Regions from separate parts of the Homo sapiens genome. Here region 2 is linked to region 1. Evidence: read pairs that join two places in POLR2A ChIA-PET (ENCODE). Cell type or tissue: CD4-positive, alpha-beta T cell. All regions are shown on one strand.

Region 1 (5,000 bases):
AGAAGTTTGAAACAGGGATCACATTGGCCTTGACTGTCCAAATCCTTCCAAGCAAGGAATTTAAAAACCAACAAATGAATCCTATTTCCCCTTCAGGGCAACCACGTGATTCGATGAAGCAAACATAGAGATACGGGAAGGAATATCCCTTAACGGATTTTTAAATTGTTCATCCAAAAGCTTATTGGTCCTGAAATGACCCTTAACCACATTTGTCAGTGGATTCTCAGTAAATTACCACATATCAAAAAAATTTCCTTTAACCTATAAAGTATGCTCCCTCTTTTTTTTTTTTTTTTTAATGCAGTTTGACATATCTCTTCAGGTTTGCTTTTGCATCTGGCTTACAGTCTTGCTGAAAAACTGCCTGGAAGCTACAGACACATGAGCAAGCAGCAGTAGAAACTGCCTTGGAGCAACCACATGTGTGTGCGCACACACACAATCTCTCCAAGTGCAGCTACCAAACTGAAGTCTCCTTGAATTCCCAAGACTAATGAGGAGCCTCTGGCTTTGTCCTCTTTCCCATGCCCCTCCAAATCCATCACGGATCATGTGTATGGAAACTAGAAGAGTGGCCAAAACCTCTACAAACTGGCTGATGTAGTTTCAAGCTGTCAAATCTTTTCTATGCTTTCCCCGCCCCCCCCTCCTTAAAAAGTGGGTCCACAGCAGTGCCATGTATTTTCATGTGGCTGCAGATTCAAAGTCTTTCCTGAACCCGGAATCCCTGTAGGCCAGGGCCAAAGGTGAAGCTTGAGAGGGCACAAAGAATAAGCCCTGTGCGTCATCCACATCACCTCCAGCCCAAGACACCCACACCCAATGGGCCACTCCAACAAAACCCATCTGCTGACCCAAGGGGCTGCATCCTCCTTCTGCAGCCCAGTCACCTTGTAGCACGGAGATGGGGTCACCCTCTCCCCTTGCACATTGCTTCTTTCAGATGATAGCCATTGTCACATGTATAGAGGGGTACACAAGAAACAACACATGTTTTCACCGAGATTCACATTCCTCTTACCCTCAAAGAGCATGGCACAAAATAAAATTAAACTGTGATCTAAAATGGGAACAAAGTTTTTACTGGTGGAAGATGCAAAGCTGTTGCAGACAAAGAATCTCAAGGGCAGACCCTCCTTCTTAGAGAGCATTTCTCCCTGCCTGTGCTCTTGGGGCTGGAATTGAAGTCTGTCCACCTTCTGGTCACTGGTACTGCCTTCTGGAAAGTCTGCACCCAAACCATCTCCAGCTAAACCATTTTCTTCCCTCTTAGGGTCCTCCAACAGCCTTGGAAGCCTAAAGAAATGCTTGTTCCAATGGGTGATCCATACACAGCTGTACCGGACTGTCCGTAGGCTCTTCCCGTTTTTTTCTGATTTTTATATGCTCTGTAAGTTAACTTCTCTTTTACAAGTATCTGAGTTTATGGGGTCAATGACGAGGAAATCACTCATTCACTTGTGTTAGCTGCAGGCTCCTGGAAATGGTGGAAAATTTGAACTTGTGTAGAGAAAGCAGACCGGAGCCCACTTCTAAAAGACAGCAGATTTCATGGCCTATGAAATCCTGGCTTCTGAATGCCCAGAGAATGTGGCCCCCACTTGCTTGCCAGATTCAGGCCCCCTCTCTCTTGTCAAGGTTGGACTTCTTCCCAGATCCTCTCTCCTACAACCTCGAGGCTGCATCTCAGAGACAACACAGTGAAGCCTCTGAGAGCCGTTGAGCACTGAAGTTCTTCTAAGAGGATGCAACAAAACTTTCACCACTCAGCACCAGGAGCAAGCATTTCCTATTCATCTGTTCCTGCAGGGACATGGTCTCCGAGATGGTCAACTGACTCTCCAGACATACTATAAATGGGCTAATGCCGAGTAATTTTTTTGCCCTTTCATGTCATCACATGTAGATTTCTCCAAAGCTATTAAAAATAAATTGTTTGGCCAGGTGTGGTGGCTCACGCTTGTAATCTCAGCACTTTGCGAGGCTGAGATGGGCGGATCACCTGAGGTCAGGAGTTTGAGACTAGTCTGGCCAACATGGCGAAACCCCAACTCTACTAAAAACACAAAAATTAGCCGGGTGTGGTGGCAGGCGCCTGTAATCCCAGCTACTCGGAAGGCTGAGGCAGGAGAATCGCTTGAACCCGGGAGGCAGAGGTTGCAGTGAGCTGAGATGGTGCCACTGCACTCCAGCCTGGGTGACAGAGCAAGACTCCATCTCAAAAATAAATAAATAAATAAAATTGTTCACCCTCCAAGATGCCCTGACTTAAAAGTCAACATGTACAACTTATTAATTAACACAGTCCTTGGCATTAGAGACTCATTATGCTGGAGCTACGGTGATAATCTAATTTTTCATGAAAGGACACATGTAATTGTGGGAGCTCTGCATGTCTAGGCCACAGCAAAATCATTTTGTGCTCCTTTTTGTATCTGTCAGATTAAATCATATGAGAGGCCTTGGCTGGTCTGTCAGCTGCCCCAGAGCTCATTCTGGCTGTTTGACTGAGGGCTCTGAGTGAAAGCTCCCCACGTTGCAAATGGCTGGCCTCTCTCTACTGCTGGATTCTCCTTGGAGGAAAATCTTCCATGGGAACTGGGTAGGATTCTGTGTTGCTTTGGCAGCAACTGCAGAATGATTAACATGGCACTGGGGAAACTGTATATAAAAGGATATGGTAGCACTCCCGTCCTCTTCCTCTTCCTACTCAGCAGGAGAAGACGCTTTGCAGCTGATCAAACTGTCCCCACCATCACCATCACTGTCACTTGTACTGAGGCCATATGGACCAGGTATGGCGCTGACACTTCACACATCCTCACAACAGCCCTAGTTTTCAAATAAAGGAACTGAAGATGGGGGAGGTTATTTGTTCTAGGTTACATGGCTGGTAAATGACATGATTGAGACCCCAGTCCTGTTCAGTTAAGCCCAGACATGGAGCTTGGCTCTGCCTACTGAAGCGCTCTCAGTCTCCATGCTTCTGTCCTTTCCCACTGTCAAGACCCTCCGACACTACCGTCTGTCACTAAGACCCACGGGCCCCTCGGCCACTGTCCTGCCTTGCTCCGAGAGTACCAGGCTCCAGCTAACACCCCTCCAAGGTTCTTTTGATACTCGAGAGCCAGTGGTGATATGGTTTGGCTTTGTGTCCCCACCCAAATCTCATCTTCAATTGTAATCCCATAATCCCCATGGTGGGAGGGACTCTGTGGAAGGTAACTGAATCATGGGGGCAGTTCCCCTATGCTATTCTTTTTTTTCTTTTTTCTTTTTAGACAGAGTATCCTTCTGTTACCCAGGCTGGAGTGCAGTGGCACGATCTCAGCTCACCAAAACCTCCACCTCCCGGGTTCAAGTGATTCTCATGCTTCAGCCTCCCGATTCGCTGGGATTACAGGCATGCACCACCATGCCCGCCTAATTTTTGTATTTTTAGTTGAGATGGGGTTTCACCATGTTGGTCATGCTGGTCTGGAACTCCTGACCCCAAATGATCCACCTGCCTCGGCCTCCCAAAGTGCTGAGATTACAGTCGTGAGCCACCGCATCCGGCCCCGACCATTCTATTCTCGTGATAGTAAGTTATCACGAGATCTGACGGTTTTATAAGGGGCTTCCCCCTCCTCTTAGCTCCCATTCGTCTCCTTCCTGCCGCCATGTTAAGAAGAATGTGTTTCCTTCCCCTTCCGCCATGACTGTAAGTTTCCTGTGGCCTCCCCAGCCATACTCAACTGTGAGTCTATTAAACCCCTTTCCTTTATAAATTACTTAGTCTTGGGTATGTCTTTATTAGCAGTGTGAGAACGGACTAACACAGGTGGAGAATCTGACTGGTAAGACCTTTCCTGACCGGGCACAGTCGCTCACGCCTGTAATCCCAGCACTTTGGGAGGCCGAGACAGGCGGATCACCAGGTCAGGAGATCGAGACCATCCTGGCTAACACAGTGAAACCGTGTCTCTACTAAAAATACAAAAAATTAGCCTGGTGTGGTGGCACGTGCCTGTAGTCCCAGATACTTGGGAGGCTGAGGCAGGAGAATCGCTTGAACCTGGGAGGCAGAGGTTGCAGTGAGCCGAGATTGCACCATTGCACTCCAGCCTGGGCAACAGAGCAAGACTGTACAAAACAAAACAAAACAAAACACCTTTCCTGATGCATGTTTTGCCCTGCTAGTCTCTCCAGCCTCATCTTGAGGCATCCCCACCCCACCCCACCCCACCCCCACCCTCTGCTCCTGCCACCAATGAGGTGTCTTTAGCTCTCTGAACAGCCAGGATCTCCCCAACCTCTGGGCCTCATTTTCAATTGTACTCCTCCTATCTTCAACAAGTGAATTCCTCCTCACCCTTTAGATCTCAGCTTACATATCACCTCCTCTAGGCAACCTTCCCGACCCTCAAAACTGGGCTAGGTGCCTTTCACCATGGTGAAGCATTGGGCCATTGCATCATGATTTTGTATTGGTTTGTCTGTCTCCCCACAGCAGGCAGTGGGGTCTCTGGCAGGTGTCATTGATTTTTGTTTTCCATGACTCCTCACCTCCTAGTGCTGTCTGGCACAGAGAGATGTACAGTCAATATTTATTGTAAATATTAACTGACTTAAAATACACTAACTGAGGCTGGGTGCAGTGGTTCACACCTGAAATCCCAGCACTTTGGGAGGCTGAGGCAGGTGGATCACTGGAGGTCAGGAGTTCGAGACCAGCCTGGCCAACATAGTGAAACTCCATCTCTACTGAAAATACAAAAAATTAGCTGGGTGTGGTGGCACACGCCTGTAATCCCAGCTACTCGAGGTTGAGACAGGAGAATTGCTTGAACCTGGAAGGTGGAGGTTGCAGTGAGCCGAGATTGTGCCATTGCACTCCAGCCTGGGTAACACAGCGAGACTTCTGTACACACACACACACACACACACACAAACTGTATTAGTCCATTCTCATATTGCTATAAAGATACTACCTGAGACTGGGTAATTTATAAAGA
Region 2 (5,000 bases), 110 kb before region 1:
TTTCAACTTTTATATACCTTTATATTTTGGGAACCTCTTAGAAGGTCTGGGTATCTGGATTTTAACACATCCAGTTAGGCCGGGCATGGTGGCTTGTGCCTATAATCCCAGCACTTTGAGAGGCTGAGGCTGGAGGATCACTTGAGGCCAGGAGTTTGAAATCAGACAGAGCAACATAGTGACACCCTGTCTCTATAAAAAATTTTTAAAAATTAGCCAGGCATGGTGGTGCATGCCTGTAGTCCTAGCTATTCAGGAGTGTGAGGTGAGGATCACTTGAACCTGGGTGTTTGAGGCTGCAGTGAGCTGTGATCGTGCCACTGGATACCAGCCTGGGTAACAGAGCGAGACTCTGTCTCTTAAAAAAAAAAAAAAAATCCAGTTTGCCAGTAGTTTGCTTTTTAACTGGTGAGCTTCATCTATTTATATTTATTATAATCATTGATAATGCTTGGGCCTATTGCTATCATGTTAATTTATAGTTTTTGTTTGTGCTACTTTTTAATTTTCTCTTACCATTTTAACAGTCTTATAAATGTTTCTTCCTTCCAATAAGAACTTAGCATTTCTTCACATCCCTCAGATCCTTCCCCTTCTCCTCAAATTCCATCATGCTAAGATTATCTAAACTTTTAAATCTGCATTATTATGAGCATGTTTTCTCTTTTTCTTTGATCCTAGTAGTTGTTTAAAAAATAACTTTTAGGCTGGGTGTGGTGGCTCACACCTGTAATCCTAGCACTTTGGGAGGCCGAGGTGTGCCGATCACTTGAGGTCAGGAGTTCAAGACCAGCTTGGCCAACATGGTGAAACCCCGTCTTTACTAAAAATACAAAAATTAGGCGAGCACAGTAGCATGCCCCTGTAATCTCAGCTACTCGGAAGACTGAGACAGGAGAATCGCTTGAACCTGGGAGGCAGAGGTTGCAGTGAGCCAAGATCATGCCACTGCACTCTAGCCTGGGCGACAGAGTGAGACTCCATCTCAAAACAAACAACAACAAAAAAACAAACAAAACCCCTTTATTCATCTATTGTGACATCCTTGCTCCCCCCATCCTCCCCTTTAAAGTACTGTGTCCAATACTGTTTTCATTTTTTTTTTTCCTCCCAGGCTAGAGTGCAGTGGCACGATCTCGGCTCACTGCAACCTCTGCCTCCCAGATTCAAGTGATTCTCATGCCTCAGCCTCCTGAGTAGCTGGGATTACAGGTGCGTGCCACCATGCCTGGCTAATTTTTGTATTTTAGTAGAGACGGGGTTTCTCCATGTTGGCCAGGGTAGTCTTGAACTCCTAACCTCAAGTGATCTGCTTGCCTCGGCCTCCCAAAGTGTTGGGATTACAGGCGTGAGCCACCACACCAGGCCCAATACTGTTTTCATTGTGGGTTTTTGTGTGGCAAAACTTCCGAGGCTGCGTGCCTAAGGATATGGCCCCATATGTGAATGTCAGTTTGACTAGATACAAAATTAGAAAGTAGAATTTTCTAACTTAGAAAATATTAATCCAATGTTGGTTATTGAAAAATCTGATGTCTAATTCTTTATCCTTGACTAAAATCTTTTGCTCCTCCCTGGAAGCTATTAGAATTTTTTCTTCGGTCTTCATTTTGACTATAGCATGATCTAGATGAACATTTTTCTTTATTTCTTGTCTTCAGCACGCTATAGGCCCTTTCAGTACAGGGTCTTTCATCTCTTTGCTTTTACTTTGGGAAATTTATCTTCATTTTATCTCCCTCTTTGTTTTTTTTCTTCTTCTTCTTCTTTCCTTCTGGGATTCCAGCTAAATGGGTTATTTTAGCGGTTACCCTAGGAATCGCAATAAACATACTTCATACACTCAGAAGCGAATGTGCATCTTGATCCTCTTCCAGGGCAGCATGGCGGGGGGGCCTTTGAGCAGTTTCCCTCCCTTCATTCCTCTTCGTACTGTGCAGCCACATTCTAAAATGTTGTACCCCACGTTATTCTTGTTTATTCAGCTTTAATTTAGGTGCACAGTATCCGTTATTCTCAGATCTTCCCTCTGGGGTCAGTTTCCTCCTGCCTGAGGTATATCCTTTTGTGCAGGTCTGCTGGTGCCAAAGTAAGCTTTTTGTTTGCCTGAAAATGCCTTGATTTCACCTTCATTCTTTAAAGATGGTCTCCCTGGGTGTATAATTCTAGGCTGGCAGTGCATCTTTCAACTCACGGAAGATATCATTTGACTGTCTTCAAGCTCCCATTTCTGTTGATAAGGGGACAGCTCCTCGGAAAGTGATGTCTTTTTAAAATCTGGCTGCTTAATAGTTTCTCTCTGATTTAGTTTCACTGCATAGATTTAGGTGCAGGAATTTCTTTGTTATTTTTATCTTCAGGTACAGTCCCTCTTTCCTTTTGGGACTCTCGCTAGAAATGCCAAACCCTGCTCTCAATCTTGCTGAGCAAGCTTACAGAAATGCAGATTCCATTGCAGGAGGTCTGACGGGAGACTGCACTCAAACTCGCTCCCAGGAGAGGCCAGGGAGCCTGCTCCAGGGACCTCACTCTGTCTTCTCCCTGTAGCTTCCTGTCTTTTCTGGGTTTTGTCTCTTTAAATGCAGTTCTGTCACTTCTTCTGACCTGTGTTCAGGTGATAGATTCTAGCTACTAAACCATTCCACAGGGTTCTCAATGTCAGTCATTTTTTTTTCCCTTTGTCGAATTTCTATTTGTTCTCTTTGGACTTTCCTATGCCACATTTTATAGTTTTCTATTTCCTGTGGTTATTTTCAAGTATGTTTTTTATTTCTTGTAGGGAGGAACAGGGAGGGGCTCTGTCCTATCACCTCGCTTAAAGTCTGTGCATAGTGTTTGATAGTTTCACATTTATTTACTGTTCGGTGTCTGCCTTCACACTGGGATGTCGGCTGCATAATACTGTTCTCTGCCCATGTGTGGACTGAACCCTCCCGACCTCCTGTGCCTGTCAGTTGCTTTCTGTCCACTGTCCTCCTTCCCTCTCCTTTGCCTGTGGCGGGGCCCCTGCCAGCCCTACTCACGGCAGCGGGTACTTCTTCCACAGCAGCTTGGCTGACAGGGTCTGGTACACTGTCTTCTGCTTCCCGTCAGAGCTGGGGCTGCTGGGACTGCTATGCATGACCTTGGAGCACTCCATTTGTTCATCCCACGAGCCGGACAGCACGTAATGGGCCTTGCCCTGGCTGTCACTCACCACTCCTGTCACCTGTGGACATTGGCAGGACCAGCGTAGGTGCAGACTCTGCCCTGGGCCCCCTGGGGTGCTTAGAGGTGGCTGGTCCTGCTTACCTTCCGGGCTGCCTCTTTGGAGAAGTAGCTGTAGGGCAGGAACTTCAGCTGGCACCGGTCATTGGTCTTATGGTTCACAATCTCGATGTCCCCTGACTGGCGAAGGAGGGCAGTGGTCAGCGGCCAGCCCCCGGGCCATGCACCCCCTCCCCAAGGGCGCCCCTGACCTGGTCGATCCAGAGCTTGCCCACGATGATGTTGTGAACAGTTGAGGTGCTCTTCCTCCACACGTAGTGATTCCCACTGGCCTGGAATTCTAAGTGGATGGCACCTGGAGGCAGGGGACAGGTCAGAGGTCATGCCCCCCCATGCAGGGCTCTGGCCAGTCTGCCCTTAGGCCTGGTGTCTTGAGAACTAGGCTGGGGGGTTGAAGAGGCAGGCCTACAGGGAGGTCTCCCTTGGAAGCCCCCAGCTGGCTTTTGCATCACCAGAATCCTCCCTCTTATGCACAATGTCTCTGTGTCCCAGGAAGGCACCGGGCCCCAGCTCACCTAGCGGCATGATGGAGATGTATTTTCCCCGGAACTTGCTGGAGATGGTGATCTCCTGCCAGAGGCTCCAGCCATGCTTGGAGAACACGTAGTGCGCAGCTGAGGGGGGGTGGTGGCTCACCTGAGACCAGACCCATAGGATGTGAGCATCTGCCAGACATGAGCCCAGGTTCCACTTGCCCCAGCCAGGGAGGGACAGCTTGCCCTGCCTCAGCAGGCACAGCTCTGTGGCCATAGGAGCAGTCCTGGCTGTTCCTCAGGTGGCCATGGACCCAAGGCAGGCCCCCAGGAAGGCACTGCCTTGAGCAGAAAAGCATCCGGGTGCTGTCCTGAGCCTCTCAGTGCCTGGCTCCTGGGCTGTGAAATAGGGGTGATGGTGGACCTCATGCTCAAAGACATGTCTGTGACAGGTGCACTGAGGGCTGATAAAGGGTGTCACACTATGCCGAAGGTTCCATGTCCACTTCTCATCTAATCCTCCCCACACACCAGGTGTGTCTGCTGTGCCATGTTATACCAAGGGGGCCCAGACTGGCAGAGTGATTTTAGCCAAGGGGCAGTCGGGCCCTGCCTCTGGCCAGCCTGGCTCCAGAGCAGGCATCCACATCGATGCACTGCCCCGGGCCCGGCCCTCCCCTGCCTTGCTGGCAGTTCCACCAAGCCTCCCTTGTCTGTTCTTCCTTATTCCATGCTGCTCTGGCTGTGGGGCCCAGGCTTCCCTCTCCTAAGTCTACCCACTCCCCAGGACAGCAGCCCTAGCCTAGCCCTGCCCCTGGCCTCCAGCTGCCCTTGGACATCTCATCTCCCCTCAGACAGGCAGAGCCGGGATCCCGCTGCCCGCAGTGTGCCTCGCCTCACTTCCTGTCTCTGTAAGAGGTGCCCACTTGCTTCCTATGCCCCAGGAGATGGGTTAGCTGGCCCTGAGCTCAGCTGATCCCTCCCCAAGGAGCCCATAGGAAGCTCTGCCTCCTCCTCGCCTATACCTCAGCATCCTGCCCTTCCAGCTGCTCACACCAAACGCTCTGCAGCCTCTCTGGCCCTCCTCATGCTCCTCCTCTAACCCTAAGCAAACCCTTCCTGCCCTTCCTTCAAATCGCATCCAGCATCTGCCCCCTCCACTCCCACCTCCATCTCCCCAGGCTTCCCTGTGGGCCACTCCCTCCATCGCAGTGGAGGGTTCCTCTGGCAGGTCAGGAGGCAGGCCCCACCCGGGGTGCA

What was found. Peaks named below come from ENCODE experiments on the same cell type or tissue, not always from the same donor. Only the 100,000 strongest peaks of a DNase experiment are listed, where the experiment ranks them.
Region 2: POLR2A ChIA-PET joins it to region 1 with 5 read pairs; 7 of 35 experiments call an interaction of 5 or more read pairs at or near these places.

The regions. Positions count from the first base shown.
Region 1 is chr22:30,785,954-30,790,953 of GRCh38, reverse strand. The region is part of intron 2 of OSBP2 (oxysterol binding protein 2); the gene reads right to left. Among named protein-coding and RNA genes, the nearest start is that of MIR3200, 57 kb to the right of the region's middle. In CD4-positive, alpha-beta T cell, no CTCF peak of the experiment used is centred here; no DNase peak of the experiment used is centred here.
Region 2 is chr22:30,892,025-30,897,024 of GRCh38, reverse strand. OSBP2 (oxysterol binding protein 2) reads right to left here. Exons shown (of 14, transcript NM_030758.4): 9 at 3,783-3,903; 10 at 3,459-3,562; 11 at 3,292-3,387; 12 at 3,024-3,208. All of the region lies in intron 2 of LOC107985544 (a long non-coding RNA gene), which reads left to right. Among named protein-coding and RNA genes, the nearest start is that of MORC2-AS1, 28 kb to the left of the region's middle. RefSeq lists enhancers at 2,884-3,459, 3,460-4,035. In CD4-positive, alpha-beta T cell, no CTCF peak of the experiment used is centred here; no DNase peak of the experiment used is centred here; H3K27ac peaks cover 343 bases.